2 separate regions of the Homo sapiens genome follow, and region 1 is linked to region 2. A link is an interaction called in ENCODE POLR2A ChIA-PET data of the cell type or tissue named here. Cell type or tissue: GM12878. All regions are shown on one strand.

Region 1 (8,000 bases), 290 kb before region 2:
TTAGGGCCAAGGCACCCTCTGCATTTTGGAAGGAAATGTGCAGCTTCCTTTTTTCCCCACATACTTGCTATTTTTCACCACCATCTTGTTGCAGCTGACTCTGCTACCACCTCTAGCTCCCAAAAAACAAACAAACAAAAATCCCCAATCAATTTACAAAGTGCCATGCAATTCTGCCTCTTACAGAGCTTGGTGGAAGGCATGATATTCCTTGGATCCAAGGAACGCATACCTGGGGCTCCAGAGTTGAGTTCTGTCAGGGTTTCTTCAATCTGATTTCGAGGCAAATGCTATAGGTTTATGGTCTTCCTCCCAGGCTGCTACTCCTTGTACCGTAGCAAAGTAAAGAGGGGTAATAATGTACTGTACATTGGTGGCTGATGTCCACTTCTAACCCATCCAGAACAATACATGGGCTCCCTCTTATGTATTGTTCAGAGGCAGGGCCCCTGTTTCTATCTTTGACAGCTACATCTTTGAGGAACAGCAAATTGCAGTAGAAACACACACACACACACACACACACACACACACACACACATACATATCAGAAGAACTAGATGTTAGTTCTGATTTCTTTGGAAACTTTACCTGGGATCTTGGACAAGTCACTTTATCTCTTTGAGCCTTAGTTTCCACATCTTGAAATGAATGGGTTGAAGTAGAAGACTCGATAAGATCCTTTCCAGCTTGAGTAATGTTAGATTGATGTAAATTTCCACATGACAGATGGGATTGAATTCTCCAACGCCCTAGACGGTTGGGAAAGAAATTACTATTAGAACCAGAGAGAGATAGTAGGTAGATGTTAAAAAAAAATTCTAAAACACTGGCTGGGCACAGTGACTCACACCTGTCATTCCAGCACTTTGGGAGGCCAAGGCAGGTAGATCTCTTGAGGCCAGGAGTTCGAGACCAGCCTGGGCAACATGGTGAAACCCTGGCTCTACTAAAATTACAAAAATTAGCTGGATGTGGTAGCGCGCACCTGTAATCCCAGCTACTCAAAAGGCGGAGGCAGAAGAATCGCTTGAACCCAGGAGGCGGAGGTTGAAGTTGTAACCGGCAGAAGGTGTCCAGGTACTCGGCATCTCTAACAAAGAATTGGACAAAATGCACAAGGATTTATTGAGAACGAAAGTACATTCCACTGAGTGGGAGTGGCCCAAGTATAGGGGCTCAAGACCCCCGGTTACAGAACTTGTTGGAGTTTCAACACTTTAGAGGCTTCCCATTGGTTACTTGGCTGTAACCAAGAATGAAGTAAAGTTACAGAGTCATTTATTCAGAAGGCACCCTATTGTAAATGGAGAGGATATTACTTGGTGTGTGTGGTCTATGTAAATGGAGAGGATGAAGTGAAGTTACAAAGCCATTCATATTCCTGTCATTGCTGAAGTGCTTTCAGTTTGATTTAGTTCAGAAAGTCACCACGGGTTGGCTGGCCTTAAGTTCCCTGCCTCCAGGCCTTTTTCTCCTGCCTCACAATGAGCCACAATCAGGGCACTGCACTCCAGCCTGGGTGAACCAGGAAAACCTTGTCTCAAAAAATAAATAAATATGGCCAGGCACGGTGGCACACACCTGTCATCCCAGCAGTTTGGGAGGCCGAGGTGGGTGGATCACCTGAGGTCAGGATTTTGAGACCAGTCTGGCCAACATGGCGAAACCCCGTCTCTACTAAAAAAATTACAAAAATCAGCTGAACGTGGTGGCATACGCTTGTAATCCCAGCTGCTTGGGAGGCTGAGGCAGGAGAATTGCTTGAACTCGGGAGGTGGAGGTTGCAGTGAGCAGAGATTGCATCACTGCCCTCCAGCCTGGGCAACAGAGTGAGACTACATCTCAAAAAACAAAACAAAAAACAAAAAACCCAAAAAGCAAAAAATAAAATAAATAAAAATAAAATAAAACACCTACCACGAAAATATAGAATCCCAGAATTTGTCCTCCCACCCGACTCTAAGGGAGTAGTGAAAACTGTGAGCCTAAACATTTTGTTTGTTCTCAGATGTCTGGTCCCCACTGTGGGGTGTTGGAGCCAGCTTGGACTGGCTTGTGAGAGGTGATCGTGTGTTATCTCCTCCCACTCCCTGCTCAGTGACTTCACGGGAGAGCTTGAAATGAGTGGAAGTGGGAGCTTTTATACCACTAAGGCCAGCAAGTGTTACAAATCGGGGCTTATTGTTCCCCATGGAGAGCTGCTTCACCAGCAAAGCACAGCTCCCAATCCATGATTCACTGTGATGGGGAATTGTATGTGTCAAGCTGACCACGGGGCACCCAGAGAGCTGGTTAGACATTACTTCTAGTTGTGTCTGGGAGGATGTTCCTGGAAGAGACTTGCCTTTGGCTTGGTGGACTCATAAAGCAGATGGCACTCCCCAGCATGGCTGGGCGTCGTCCAATCCACAGAGGGCCTGAATAGAACAAAAAGGCAGAGGAAGAAGGAATCTGCTCTCTACCTGGCTGCTGAAGCTGGCGGGTGGGTCACCTCCTTCCCTCAGTGCTCCTGGTTCTCAGACCTTCAGACCTGGACTTGAATCTACACCACTAGGTCTCTAGCTCTCAGGCCTTTGAGCTATGCCACTGACTTTCCTGGGTCTCTACTTGCAGAAGGCAGATTGTGGGACCTCTTAGCCTTCATAATTGCATGGGTCAATACTTCACAGTAAAGCTCTACATACTACATACACATATAAATACATAGAAATAGGCCAGGCATGGTGGCTCATGCCTGTAATCTCAATTGTTGGGAGGGCAAGGCAGGAGGATGGCTTGAGCTCAGGAGTTTGAGACCAGCCTGGACAACACAGGGAGACCTCCGTCTCTACAAAAAAATAAAAAAATTAGCTGGGCATGATGGCACGTGCCTGTGGTCCCAGCTACTTGGGAGGCTGAAGTGGAAGGATCACTTGAGCCTGGGAGGTCGAGGCTGCAGTGAGCTGTGGTGGTACCACTGCCCTCCAGCCTGGGCAACAGAGTGAGACCCTCTCTCAAAAAAATAAAAAATCAATATAAATGTATGTGTATATATGCACACATATGTGTGTGTGTATATATAAAATAGATACTATTGGTTCTGTTTCTCTGGAGAACCCTAATATGTTCATAAATACCACTTTGTCATATATATCTCCTAATGGAACTCATACTATAAAGTTAAGAAAAATAACAATCTGCCTATTTGTAAGTCTCCTTCTACCAAACATAATTTAAATAAATCCCAAAACAAAAAATCAAGGGGAAAAAAGGCAAATAATAACCTAAGTTCATGGCCTAATTCTGAGTCAACTCATGTTTCTCCAAAACTCTGGCCAACAGCTGTTTTCGCCTGGGATCGCTTCTCCATAAATAAGGCTTCACCTTAGACCCAAGTCACTGCCTCAGGCTCACTAGAGCTTCACCGGCCACAAGTTCCATTGGATTCTCTTTGCCTCTCCCTCTAATTTCAACATTTAGACTGAGAATCATGGCTCTCTTCCACCACAAAGCTTATCTGATGCTTCGTTCTCTGGGTAAACAGATTTCCAGCTGAGGCTGCCAGCAGCCCTGAGCACCAGCCAAGTTCTACAGAAAAATTAAGAGTTTGGGGTTCTTTCTCCATGTTCTCAGCTCCAGGCTGGCCATGAACTACCTCTACTCCCCACAGCCCACCAGGCTCCCCGCCACTCCTGCCATGCACCTGGCCTTGCCGGCCCACCTTCCCTGCTAAGCCCTGTGCCCACCTTGCACCTGGCTGCCCTGTTTGGAGCCAGGGTACTGTTGGTGCCCATCCTCTGAACGGCCTCTGGGCTCCTGTCAGACCCTGCATCCCTCAAACTGCTCAAGTGGGAAAGCTGAGTTACTGTAACCAGTGGCAGATTTGGGGGGGAAGGATTAGCATCAAAAAATGTTGAGGGGCGCTCTTCCTGACCCAGAATTTGCCAGTTAAAGGCCAAATCTGAAAAAAAAAAAAAAAAAAAAAAAAAAAAAAAACCAACTCTGCTAAGTACCCCTCATACTAAAGAGAGAAATCCACAGTTGAGCCGCATGAATTGGGGTCAGGCACTGCTGCACGGTTATCGAGGAAGTGCTTCCTACCGGGCAGATGGCCCGACAGGCAGGTGCCCAAATGGGAACCCAACTGGGAAATGGAAATGCTGGTCTCCCTTTCTTGCTCCTCAACCTTCCCCACTTGGCCTCTGCAAAGGGAGAAGAGAAGGCACCCCTCTTCACCTCTGTAGACAGTCTGCCACTGTAAACACTGCTGACCACACAGTTGACCACAACTACCATTTTCTCCCTTTTCATGTCTCTTCTGATGCAAAAAGATGGAGGGGGGCCAGGCACGGTGGCTCACACCTGCAATCCCAGTACTTTGGGAGACCGAGGTGGGCGGATCATGAGGTCAGGAGATTGAGACCAGCCTGGCCAACATGGTGAAACCCCATCTCCACTAAATATACAGAAATTAGCTGGGCTTGGTGGGGCATGCCTGTAATCCCAGCTACTCAGGAGACTGAGGCAGGAGAATCACTTGAATCCAGGAGGCGGAGGTTGCAGTGAGCAAAGATCGCGCCACTGCATTCCAGCCTGGCGACAGAGTGAGACTCCATCTCAAAAACAAAACAAAACAAAACAAAAAGATTGAGGGGAAGGTGGATCAATGGTATTTTGTATCAAAGCCTTAGCATTGAGGGCTTTCCTTAGCAACACTTTATAGAAGGTGGGGTACTTACTTAGAGCCCTTTAACTCTGGACATCAGCTGAAATTGTGGGAGACCAGAAATATCCCACAAACACCTTGTACACACAGTAACCTGAGGCCACTGGTGGGCTGAATTATGGGTTTTTTTGTTTGTTTGTTTGTTTGTTTTTTGAGACGGAGTTTGATTCTTGTTGTCCAGACTGGAGTGCAAGGGTGCAATCTCACCTCACTGCAACCTCCGCCTCCTGGGTTCAAGTGATTCTCCTGCCTCAGCCTCCCGAGTAGCCGGGATTACAGGCATGCACCACGAAGTCCAGTTAATTTTTGTATTTTCAGCAGAGACAGGGTTTTACCATGTTGGCCAGGCTGGTCTTGAACTCCTGACCTCAGGTGATCTGCCTGCCTCCGCCTCCCAAAGTACTGGGAGCCACCACACCCGGCCAAGCTGGGATACTTCTAAGAGTGGAAAAGGGGCATCATCATCAAATTATGCTGAGACCATAGTGATGAAGAGGACTGTCTCAGGCAAACCAAGACATAAGGCCATTCTGTCTCCTACATCTTGAGCTATGGTGCGGTCACCTGCATGTCACGGGGGTCATTGTCACCACCATGCTGCCTTAGCAGCTCCAAGGCCCCCTACTACAGAAGCAGGGCTGGTGTCTGGCAATATCATGTCATGTTCAGAATCACCTCCGTGGGCGTTACAGCAGTGTCAATTTGCCAAAAACTTTCTAGATGTTTACCTTCGATTTCCGTGTTTGTCTCTTGGCAGAGACAACACTTTGAGCAGTGTGGAAGGCTGCCCATGTCGTAGATTTGAGGAGATTTTTATGTAAAAGAGAGACAAAATCTCCCCTTAGCTGAGATTGTAACTGGGAGAAGAGCCACACGAGCAGAGATCTGCCCTGGGCTCCTGGGAGGGAAGCAACTGGAAGGAGACAGAAGGTCACTTTCAGAATCATAAGAGAAGAACGAATGGTCACAGACACAAAAACAGAGCCAATGTTTAGTGAAATGAGATATGCAGGGGGCATGGATGTAACAAATGGAAACCAGCCAGGTGTGGTGGCTCATGCCTGTAATCCCAGCACTTTGGGAGGCTGAGGTAGGTGGATCACTTGAGGTCAGGAGTTTGAGACCAGCCTGGTCAACATGGTGAAACCCCCGTCTCTGCTAAAAATACAAAAATCAGTTGGATGCGGTGTTGGGCACCTATAATCCCAGTTACTGGAGAGGCTGAGGCATGAGAGTCGCTTGAACCTGGGAGGCAGAGGTTGCAGTGACCTGAGATCGCGCCACTGCATTCCAGCCTGGGCAACAGAGCAAGACTTCGTCTCAAAACAAACAAACGTAAACTGCTCAGATGTCAAAGGGAGAAAGCTCTGTACTGGGAGCGTGCTGTTTGGCGGATGTAAGATCTGTAGAGGTTTGTACTTCTCAACACCCCCATCACTGCCCAAAAGGGGACTGCCTTCACATGGGGTGGCTCACTCTATAAAATGGTTCCTTTAAAGATGTTTGTCTCCTGCTGCACATTTTTTTTTAATGTGGCTTTATTCTATGTAAGAAAGGATCTATAATGTGAATACCTCGAAGTCCCCTGGAGATGTTCTTTAATGGAAATAACATATGCTTCTCTTCCACGAATCTCCCAGAATGGAAAATTCTGTGGAAGTCCATGAATTGCACCCACTTTCCTAATAATTCCCAGAAGAGGATTTTGGTCTGCCTTCAGCCCTCCCCTGCGGCTCCACCCGGGGAGCTCAGTGACACTCTCGCAGGTGGCTCTGGCTCTCTGGTGCATGTCACCCCCTGCTGTCACCAGGCCCTCTCCTTTTTCACACAGGGAGGGTGTGAGGTGGAATGATGCTCTACTTCTTTACTTTCTGTCTCCTCCATGTCCCTTCCTTGCTCCGTCCTACCCCGTCCATCGCATGGGCACAGTGATCCCTGACATCATGCAACATGAAGGAAGCCTTGGAAACTGAGGGGCTGGGTCCTGAGGGGGCTCCTGCCTGAGGTCCAGCCATGGGCCTTCCAGGGTACAGCCAGGCATGGGTGGCCCAGACTCAGACATAAGAATGAAGGCAGACTAGACCTGGGATCAGCCAGGATGTAAGGGTGTAAAGGAAGGAAGGAGAGAGAAAATAAGGAAGCAATTGTTCCCTGGAGCCCATCTAAGTGGACACTGCACATTCTGGAAGGCTCTATGGTGGGGACGTAATGAAGTGCCTTGCACTGTCCTCTGAGCTCTAAGGGCCCCTGACCAGTCCTTCCTCTTCCTCACAGGAGCTCAGCTGCTCAGTCACAGCAACCAGCCCAAACTGTAGTGAACCCTAAAACAGCAACGTTCTGCCCTTCCCCCATTCATTTTGTAAGAGGAGAGACACTGCTAGCAATGAGCCAGGCACCCGAGAGAGGTGACAGATGACGCAGACATGGGCGCTGCTCCAGGATGGTCCCAGGTCTCTCAGTAACCCAGCCCCAACTCTCTGCATCTCTTTTCTTTCCATTGATGACGATACCTGGGCATGAGAGATTGCCCTAGGGACATGAGAACTGCTCAAAAGAGAGAACAAAGACATCCTGGCCAGACGTAGCAACTGAAATAGGAATCCCATTCGCTGCACTCATTTTCTTCCCAGGTGGCTGAATTATCTCTCCGGATTCTGGTTTCTGTCTTGTATCCTCAATGGTCTTTAGCATGTGTAAGCATTTATAGATGGCTCCTGGGCCTGGGTGAGGTACACCTGAGCTGCCTGAGCTGAGACACCATCACTGATGGGTTGTGGTGGCCCTTGCCTTTCTTGTCTACTACCACGTGCAACTGGGTTTGCAAAATGTGCGGTGTCTCCTTGGCAAGCTCCGCTAGTGGTTCTCAACCATGGCAGTGCCTTGAAGCTCCCTGGGTGATTCTAAGAGAAGATGGGCCAGTCTCATTCACTAATCTCTCTTCCTTCTTCCTTCCTCATTTTCCAAGTTCAAAACCCAAATATCAGGCAAATAAAAACAAGAGTCCTCCATGCTCACCATGCAACCAAAGGGCTAAGGTCACAAAACACGGTGGGCTAGAATTTGCCTCAAGAACATCCTTGGATTCTCCGTGGTTCCTACTTTGTAAGGTGAATGCTACACCTGGGGGCTCTGATAAAATGTACCTTGGCTATATGTTCCTCTCTTCCTTCCCTTCTCTCCCTTCTTTCTTTTTAAAATTAAGGTAGAGTTGACAAATAAAAATTGTATATATTAAAAATTAGCTGGGTGTGGTGGCACGTGCCCGTAGTCCCAGCTACTTGGGAGGCTGAGG
Region 2 (8,000 bases):
TGTGTTGTTATAAAGTCTGAGAAAAAATATGCACAGCAACAGAAATATGTGTAGTCAACAAGTAGAATATGCTATGACCATTATCACCATCATCACCAGCATGGTCATTATCTCTCCTCCTCCGAGTCATCACACATTTATGGCCTACGTCTTAGACGATGACCTCAATGGCTTTAGTGGGGAAATCCAATTTTCTCTTCCTGGAGAATCACATTTTACTTATCCTTAATTATCCCTTAAAATGTATTGCTACTTTTCCAAATAAAATCAATATACCCTTGTTAGCTTGTCAGTTAAGTACTCACACAAGTCTTAGGGTTCAGGCATCACTTTAAGAATCTGCACTCACAAGACATTAACCAGAACCTGGGATAATCAAGTTCAACTTCCTGCTCTCTAAGCATGCAAAGATAAAAAGGAATATAGGTGCTCCCAGGGTGAAGAAACTGTTTACACTGAAGACACATAAAAACCATCCCAGAGTGCTGACAGGCAACTTGGCTATTGTCATGTCCTGATTATCCTAAATCTGGCTAGTACAATTACACTCACACAGGCCTCAAAAAGATTAAAACACAGCCAGGTGTGGTGGTTCACACTGAAATCCCAGCATTATGGGAGGCAGAGGCAGGCGGATCACGAGGTCAGGAGATCGAGACCATCCTGGCCAACGTGGTGAAACCCCATCTCTACTAAAAATACAAAATTAGCCAGACATGGTGGTGCACACCTGTAATCCCAGCTACTCGGGAGGCTGAGGCAGGAGAATCACTTGAACCTGGGAAGCGGAGGTTGCAGTGAGCTGAGATCGCGCCACTGCACTCCAGCCTGGTGACAGAGAGAGACTCCATCTCAAAAAAAAAAAAAAATAAAACAACAACAACAAAACACACACAAAACCAAAGAAACGTCAAAGGGGAAATGCTACCTGAATGAGCAAGGTCAAAGCACAGAGTGTGGCAGAAACACACAGGGACACTCAACCCTATTCACTCATTTGACAGACAACGTCTGATCAAATTTAAGGGATTTTCCTATTAAGAAAAAAGCATCATCTTTGCTGTTTATCCTAAAACATAGCTGACTAAAAATGGGATATGCTATTTTAACAATGACGAGTATCAAACCATATGTTTGCCAGGACAATTTCTTTTACGTCACACACTAAGGAAAAACCAAACTCATATCATTGGAACCATCCCAGCAGAAGAGCTTGGGAAATCAGCCCATCCATTGCCTTCTCTAGATAGAGCTACAACTGTCCCTGTACAGATGTATTTTCCAAGTTCTCCAAACAAGACACTATAGTTCCTCATTCCAATACTAGATAATCTTCCCCTGATAAAAAATTGTTGGGCTTGTTTCTTTTGTTTTTGTTTTTGAGACAGAATCTCGTTCTTTCACAGATGGGAGTCTTGCATGTTGCCTAGGCTGGTCCTCAACTCCTGGGCTCAAGTGATCCTCCAGCCTTGGCCTCTCAAAGTGCTGGGATTACAGGCGTGAGCCACTGTGCCCAGCAAAAAAATTGTTTTTATCCAATTTAAATTTCATCTAGGACTTCTGCGTCCTGGACTACCATGTGCTGATCCTAGCTCAGCCAATGACTTTGTGGTAAACAGTGGGTGTTTAATTTTCCTGGGACTCACTGTCTTCACTAAAAAGTAAAAGAGATGGATTATTGTTCTAATTCTTCAAGGACTTAAAATTAAAAAGCACACTTCTGATAAATGAATTCAGCAAAGTTTCAGGATACAAAATTAATGTACACAAATCAGTAGCTCTGCTATACACCAACAGTGACCAAGCTGAGAATCAAATCAAGAACTCAACCCCTTTTATAATAGCTGCAAAAAAATAAAATATTTGGTAATATACCTAACCAAGGAGGTAAAAGACCTCTACAAGAAAAACTACAAGACACTGCTAAAAGAAATCGTAGATGACACAAACAAATGGAAACACCCCCATGCTCATGGATAGGTAGAATCAATATTATGAAAATGATCATACTGCCAAAAGCATGCAATTCCCATCAAAATACCACCATCATTATTCACAGAACTAGAAAAACAATCCTAAAAATTCATATGGCACCAAAAAAGAGTCCACATAGCCAAAGCAAGACTAAGAAAAAGGAATAAATCTGGAGGCATCATTTTATCTGACTTCAAACTATACTATAAGGCCATAGTCACCCAAACAGCATGGTACTGGTATAAAAATAGGCACATAGACCAATGAAACAGAATAGAAAACCCAGAAATAAAGCCAAATACTTACAGCCACTGATCTTCGACAAAGCTAACAAAAACATAAAGTGGGGAAATGACAGCCTATTCAACAAATGTGCTAGGATAATTGGTTAGCCACATGTAGAAGAATGAAACTAGATCCTCATCCCTCGCTTTATACAAAAATCAACTCAAGATGGATCAAGGACTCACATCTAAGACCTGAAACCATAAAAATTCTAGAAAATAACATCAAAAAAACCCCTCTAGACATTGGCTTAAGCAAAGACTTCATGAGCAAGAACCCAAAAGCAAATGCAACAAAAACAAAGATAAATAGATGGGACTTGATTAAACTAAAAAGCTTCTGCTCAGTAAAAGAAATAATCAGCAGAGTAAACAGACAACCCTCAGAGTGGGAGAAAAGCTTCACCATCTATACATCTTACAAAGGACTAAAATCCAGAATCTGCAAGGAACTCAAACAAATCAGCAACAAAGAAATACAATCCCATCAAAAAGTGGGCTAAGGACATGAATAGACAATTCTCAAAAGAAGGTATACAAATGGCCAACAAACATAGGAAAAAAATGTTCAATATCATTAATGATCAGGGAAATGTAAATCAAAACCACAGTGTGATACCACTTCACTCCTGCAAGAATGGCCATAATCAAAAAATCAAAAAACAGTAGATGTTGGTGGGGATGCGGTGAAAAGGGAACACTTCTACACTGCTGGTGGAAATGTAAACAAGTAAAACCGCTATGGAAAACAGTGTGGAGATTCCCTGAACAACTAAAAGTAGATCTACTGTTTGATCCAGCAATCCCACTACTGGATATCTACCCAGAAAAAAAGAAGTCATTGTACAAAAAACATACTTGCACATGCATGTTTATAGCAGCACAATTCACAATTGCAAAAATATGGAACCAGCTCAAATGCCCATCAATCAACGAGTGGATAAGGAAATCGTGGTATATATATACCATGGAATACTACTCAGCCATAAAAAGGAATGAAATAATGGCATTTGCAGCAACCTGGATGGAACTGGAGACCATAATACTAAGTGAAGTAACTCAGGAATGGAAAACCAAACATCGTATGTTCTCACTCATAAGTGGGAGCTAAGCTATGAGGATGCAAAGGCATAAGAATGACACAATGGACTCTGGAGACTTGGGGGAAAGGGTGGGGATGGGTAAGGGATAAAACACTGCACACTGGGTACAGTGTACACTGCTCAGATGATGGGTGCACCAAAATCTCAGAAATCACCACTAAAGAACTTATTCATGTAGCCAAACACCACCTGTTCCCCCAAACCTATGAAAATAAAATAAAGGAAAAAAGCACAATGCCCCCACAGAATGCTGGCCATTCAACACAATAATAAATATATGTTAGCTGATGTCAGTTGTTCAATTTCTCCAGGTAAAATAATACTTTTCAAAACAATACACACATTTCCCAGAACCTAATTTCCCACCATTGGCCATTCCTGGGGTTCCCCATAGGACCCTCTCCACACACTCCTGCATTCTTCTTAGGCTGGGGTCCATATGAACAGGATGTGGTTCTCCATGACTTCTGTTTTTCTCTTTCTAGTGGGGCTTAAATGGTACAATCTTTTATGATTTACATTCCATTTTTCAAGTACAAAGTGAAGTTTCTTCTAGTTAATAAGTCCTGTTTGAAGAGTAAGAGTTCTGCATACAAAGTACATGTTTCACTCTCATCGGAAACCAAGTTCTCAGAGGAGTTAATCTGTAGCTAATTCAACAATTGCAGAGTCACTAGCTTTGTACACCAAATACTGTCACCCGGGAGACAAGGGGTGAGAAACAGCAGGCTCCAGTCTCCCATTAAAGCTATATTAAAAAAAAAAAAAAAAAAAAGGAAGGAAGGGAGGGAGGGGCATATTTTAGTCCAGATACATTGGTACAGCCTAGATGCCCAATTCCTAAACATCTGTTAGTGAAACTAGTTACAGATGATGTTGACGAGCAAATCGTAGCCTTAAGAATTATCTCAAGACAGGACAGATCTGGCTCACACAGCCAGGTCTGAATGACTAACCCTTTAGGAAACCTCTCACCAGGGAATTCTGGCTGTGCCGAAAGGCCCTGCGAGGTTCCACAGAGCAGTATTTTCCTCCCCAGAGGAGATGGCATCATGGGTTTTCTGCTGAAGGAAAAACGCCCCAGTGGAGGCCAAGGGAAAAAGCTTAGAGCAGACACTCTCCTAAAGGATTCCACCCTGGCTGAGAGTGGACACTTTTCTAAAGAATTCCACCTGAGCCAGGGCAACAAGCAGGTTCAAAACTGGCTTTTGAAACTCAAAGCCACTCCGTGAATCTCCAACCTATCTTGGTGGGAACTCATGGAGACAGATCCAGAGAAGAGATCCGACCTCTCGCTTAAGAAGTGTGAACCATGACAAGGGTGGTGCAGCCCACGGTCCCCATCACAGTGAAGGCATCTAAGAGCACAGAGAGACAATTGTGACTGGTCTGGTCCGGAAGGCTTCATGTTTGCGTAACACTGGAGCGAGCTTGAGAGATGGTCAAGATTTTTGACAGGTAGGGAAAGAAAAGGGTACAGGGAAAAAGAGTAGTAGATGGAGAGAAGAGAAAGTTATTTTTGTTTGCTCCAGTGGGAAGAGACAGACACATCATGAAAGATCCAGCAGGAAACACAGACTGACCCCCAAATACAGAAGGCCTGGAGCACCAGACTCAATGGTCTGACCACATTCCAAAGGCAATGGAGAGCCACTCTTTAATGGAGAGAACAAGATGATCAAAGAAAGCTACATGATTAAATTGGCTTAAGTAATACATGATGGATGAGAAGAAGTGGAGAGAAAAGGCTGCTGCAACTGTCCAGAGATAAGGCCACGGGGCCCAACACAGGATTCAGAAGAAGGAAAGGAAAGGAAGGGAAAGATATGAGGAATGCTATGCAGGACTCTGTAACTGCAGACCCAGGAAGTGGAACAAGAAGAGGAATGCTCCCCTCATCCTGCATCAGCCACGATGCTGTTCCCTGCCCATACCATGCTGTTCCACACCCACAGCCTCACTCAGGCGCCTTCCGAGGACTCCTCGCGCTCCCACACCCACCCAGCCAATTGTTTCTTGCTCTTTGAAGCTCTGTTCAATTTCTCGGTGAAAGCCCCTTCCCTGGAGCAGACACACTTCCCTATGCCCTTGAAGCATATGGCACTTCTTAAAGGGCTGCTGTCTTCTGCTCGTGCCTCTGGGCACCCACTAGACTGCACATTCCCCAGCACAGGGCTCATGTGCTATGCGTCTCTACCCACCGTGTTCACATAGCACCTGAAAACAGTCAATCGAGTGTAGAGCTTCAGCTTGTTGTCTCTAAAGTCAAACTGAACTGGTGCAAATCATCACAGAGGTAAAGTAACTTCCACTTGGCTACTTACTCCCTGGGTGGCCCTGTGGAGGTCAACTCACCTCTGCAATGGTCAGGTTTCTCAGCTGTTAAAAGTGGGTCATCGGTCTCGGTGCAGTGGCTCATGCTTGTAATCCCAGCACTTTGGGAAACTGAGACAGAAGTATTGCTGGAGCCCAGAAGTTCAAGACCAGACTGGGCAAACTAGAGAGACTACATCTCATCTCTACAAAACTTTTTTTTTTTTTTTGAGATGGAGTTTAGCTCTTGTTGCCCAGGCTGGAGTGCAATGGCACGATCTCGGCTCATAGCAACCTCCGCCTCCCGGGTTCAAGCGATTCTCCTGCCTCAGCCTCTCGAGTAGCTAGGATTACAGGGATGCACCACCACGCCCAACTAATTTTGTATTTTTAGTAGAGACGGGGTTTCTCCATGTTGGTCAGGCTGGTCTCGAACTCCTGACCTCAGGTGATCCATCCGCCTAAGCCTCCCCAAGTGCTGGCTGCCTAAGCCTTCCAAAGTCCTGGGATTACAGGCGTGAGCCACTGTGCCCAGCCCTACAAAACATTTTTTAAAAAATTAGCCAGGCAAGGTGGTGCATGCCTGTAGTCCCAGCTACTTGGAAGGCTGAGGTGAGAGGATCGCTTGGGCCCGGGAGGTCGAGGCTGCAGTGAGCCATGATGGTGCCATTACACTCCAGCCTGGGCAATAGTGCAAGACCCTGTCTAAAAATAAATAAATAAATAAAAAGCAGACTATCACAATACCTTCCGTGCAGAGTTGCTGTGAGGATGTAAGATAATGCAAATATAAACGCTGGCAGCTGTGCTTGCCTAATAAATGTTAGCCAATATTACTGTTAGCATTGAATACCAATTTGTTGACTGCATGGATGATTGGATGAATAGGTGGAGATTCCATCTTTGATTTTTTACGTAGATAACTGGGATCCTGGGAATGACATTAGCAAAGGTAACAAGGAGGACACCACGTGGGTGGGGAAGGAGGAAAATGGGCATAATCTTGGAGGGGCTGAGTTAACGATGTCAGCCAAGCATCATACCCCGTTATGGGGCATTGGCCGGAGTGGGGTTTAGGTCTCCAGAAGTCTCATGAATAGAACCCCTAAGACAATCTGTAGCAGGAAGAGGGAGTGAACCAATCGAGAACTGGTGGCTTAGCAGCAAAATACAGACAACAAAAGAGAAAGACAGAGACTTTTTGAAAACAAAAAAAAATCTCCTATTTGATCATTCCGAAATAGCCATGATATAGTAATAATGGCAGAAACAGAACTTTGTTGGATCTCTTTACATTTATTATATGGTTTAAAATGCTTAATTTAGTTCTTTAAATAAAGAAGAAAAGCAATGTGCTCTGCAATGTTTCAGTGCTTTGGGCCTGTAACGATCTGAATCCAGAACTGGGTAGATCCAGGCTGGAGGCCTAGAGGGAGAGGTCAGATTCAGAACTGGAGGTGGCAGGTGTTAATCCACCAAAGGGCTGGAGGCATAGTTCCTAGTGAGAGACCTGCAAGCCTAGAGCTGGAACTGGGCTGGGAACCCAACACGGCGACATACAGAACCAGCCAGGAATTTTCGCTGTGTGTCCGGGGACCTCCCCTGGGCTTGTCCTGGCTTGTGTTATTGGCCGGGGGGACTGCAGCATACATGGGTGAGTGACCAGAGGGCTTCAGCATACAGAGTCAAGGTGGCCGTCACCTCCTGCAAGTGCCCCAGCCTGGCACATATTAACAAAGGCATCCCAGTCCGTGCTAGAAACCAAGATGCACGTGAAAGTGTTCTGGAACTGGTTCCACGGCCTCTCTCCACCCCTTTCCCCAGGCTGGGTTTTGGGGCTCTGTGTCACTCGCAGAGATGTGGTTCCTTTTCTGCCAGACACTCCAGCTCTCCATTCTGAGATAGACGGCATGCAGGTGTGCTCACTGACTGACATGCACAGGACCAAGCCAGACACCAGCATGGATTTGTCTACAAAGCTCTAGAAATACAGAGCCGAGTCTCCAGAACGGCAGTACCAGGCCGTGGAACCGGGCCGCACACCAGGAAGGTGAGTGGTAGGCAAGTGAGCATTCCCGCCTGAGCTCTGCCTCTTGTCAGATCATTGGTGGCAAAAGATTCTCATAGGAGCATGAACCCTATTGTGAACTGTGTATGCAAGGAACCTAGGTTGTGTGTTCCTTATGAAAATCTAATGCCTGATGATCTGTCACCATCTCCCATCACCCCCAAGTAGGACCATCTAGTTACAGGAAAACAAGCTCAGGGCTCCCACTGATGCTACATCATGGTGAGTTGTAGAATTATTTCATTATATATTATAATG

The links. Peaks named below come from ENCODE experiments on the same cell type or tissue, not always from the same donor. Only the 100,000 strongest peaks of a DNase experiment are listed, where the experiment ranks them.
Region 1: POLR2A ChIA-PET joins it to region 2 with 5 read pairs; 2 of 35 experiments call an interaction of 5 or more read pairs at or near these places.

Annotation. Positions count from the first base shown.
Region 1 is chr10:12,870,796-12,878,795 of GRCh38, reverse strand. No RefSeq gene overlaps it. Among named protein-coding and RNA genes, the nearest start is that of CCDC3, 130 kb to the left of the region's middle. In GM12878, no CTCF peak of the experiment used is centred here; no DNase peak of the experiment used is centred here.
Region 2 is chr10:12,576,475-12,584,474 of GRCh38, reverse strand. The region is part of intron 2 of CAMK1D (calcium/calmodulin dependent protein kinase ID); the gene reads right to left. MIR4480 (microRNA 4480) reads right to left here and starts at 5,722; the gene lies at 5,652-5,722. In GM12878, no CTCF peak of the experiment used is centred here; a DNase peak (open chromatin) is centred at 4,004; H3K27ac peaks cover 233 bases.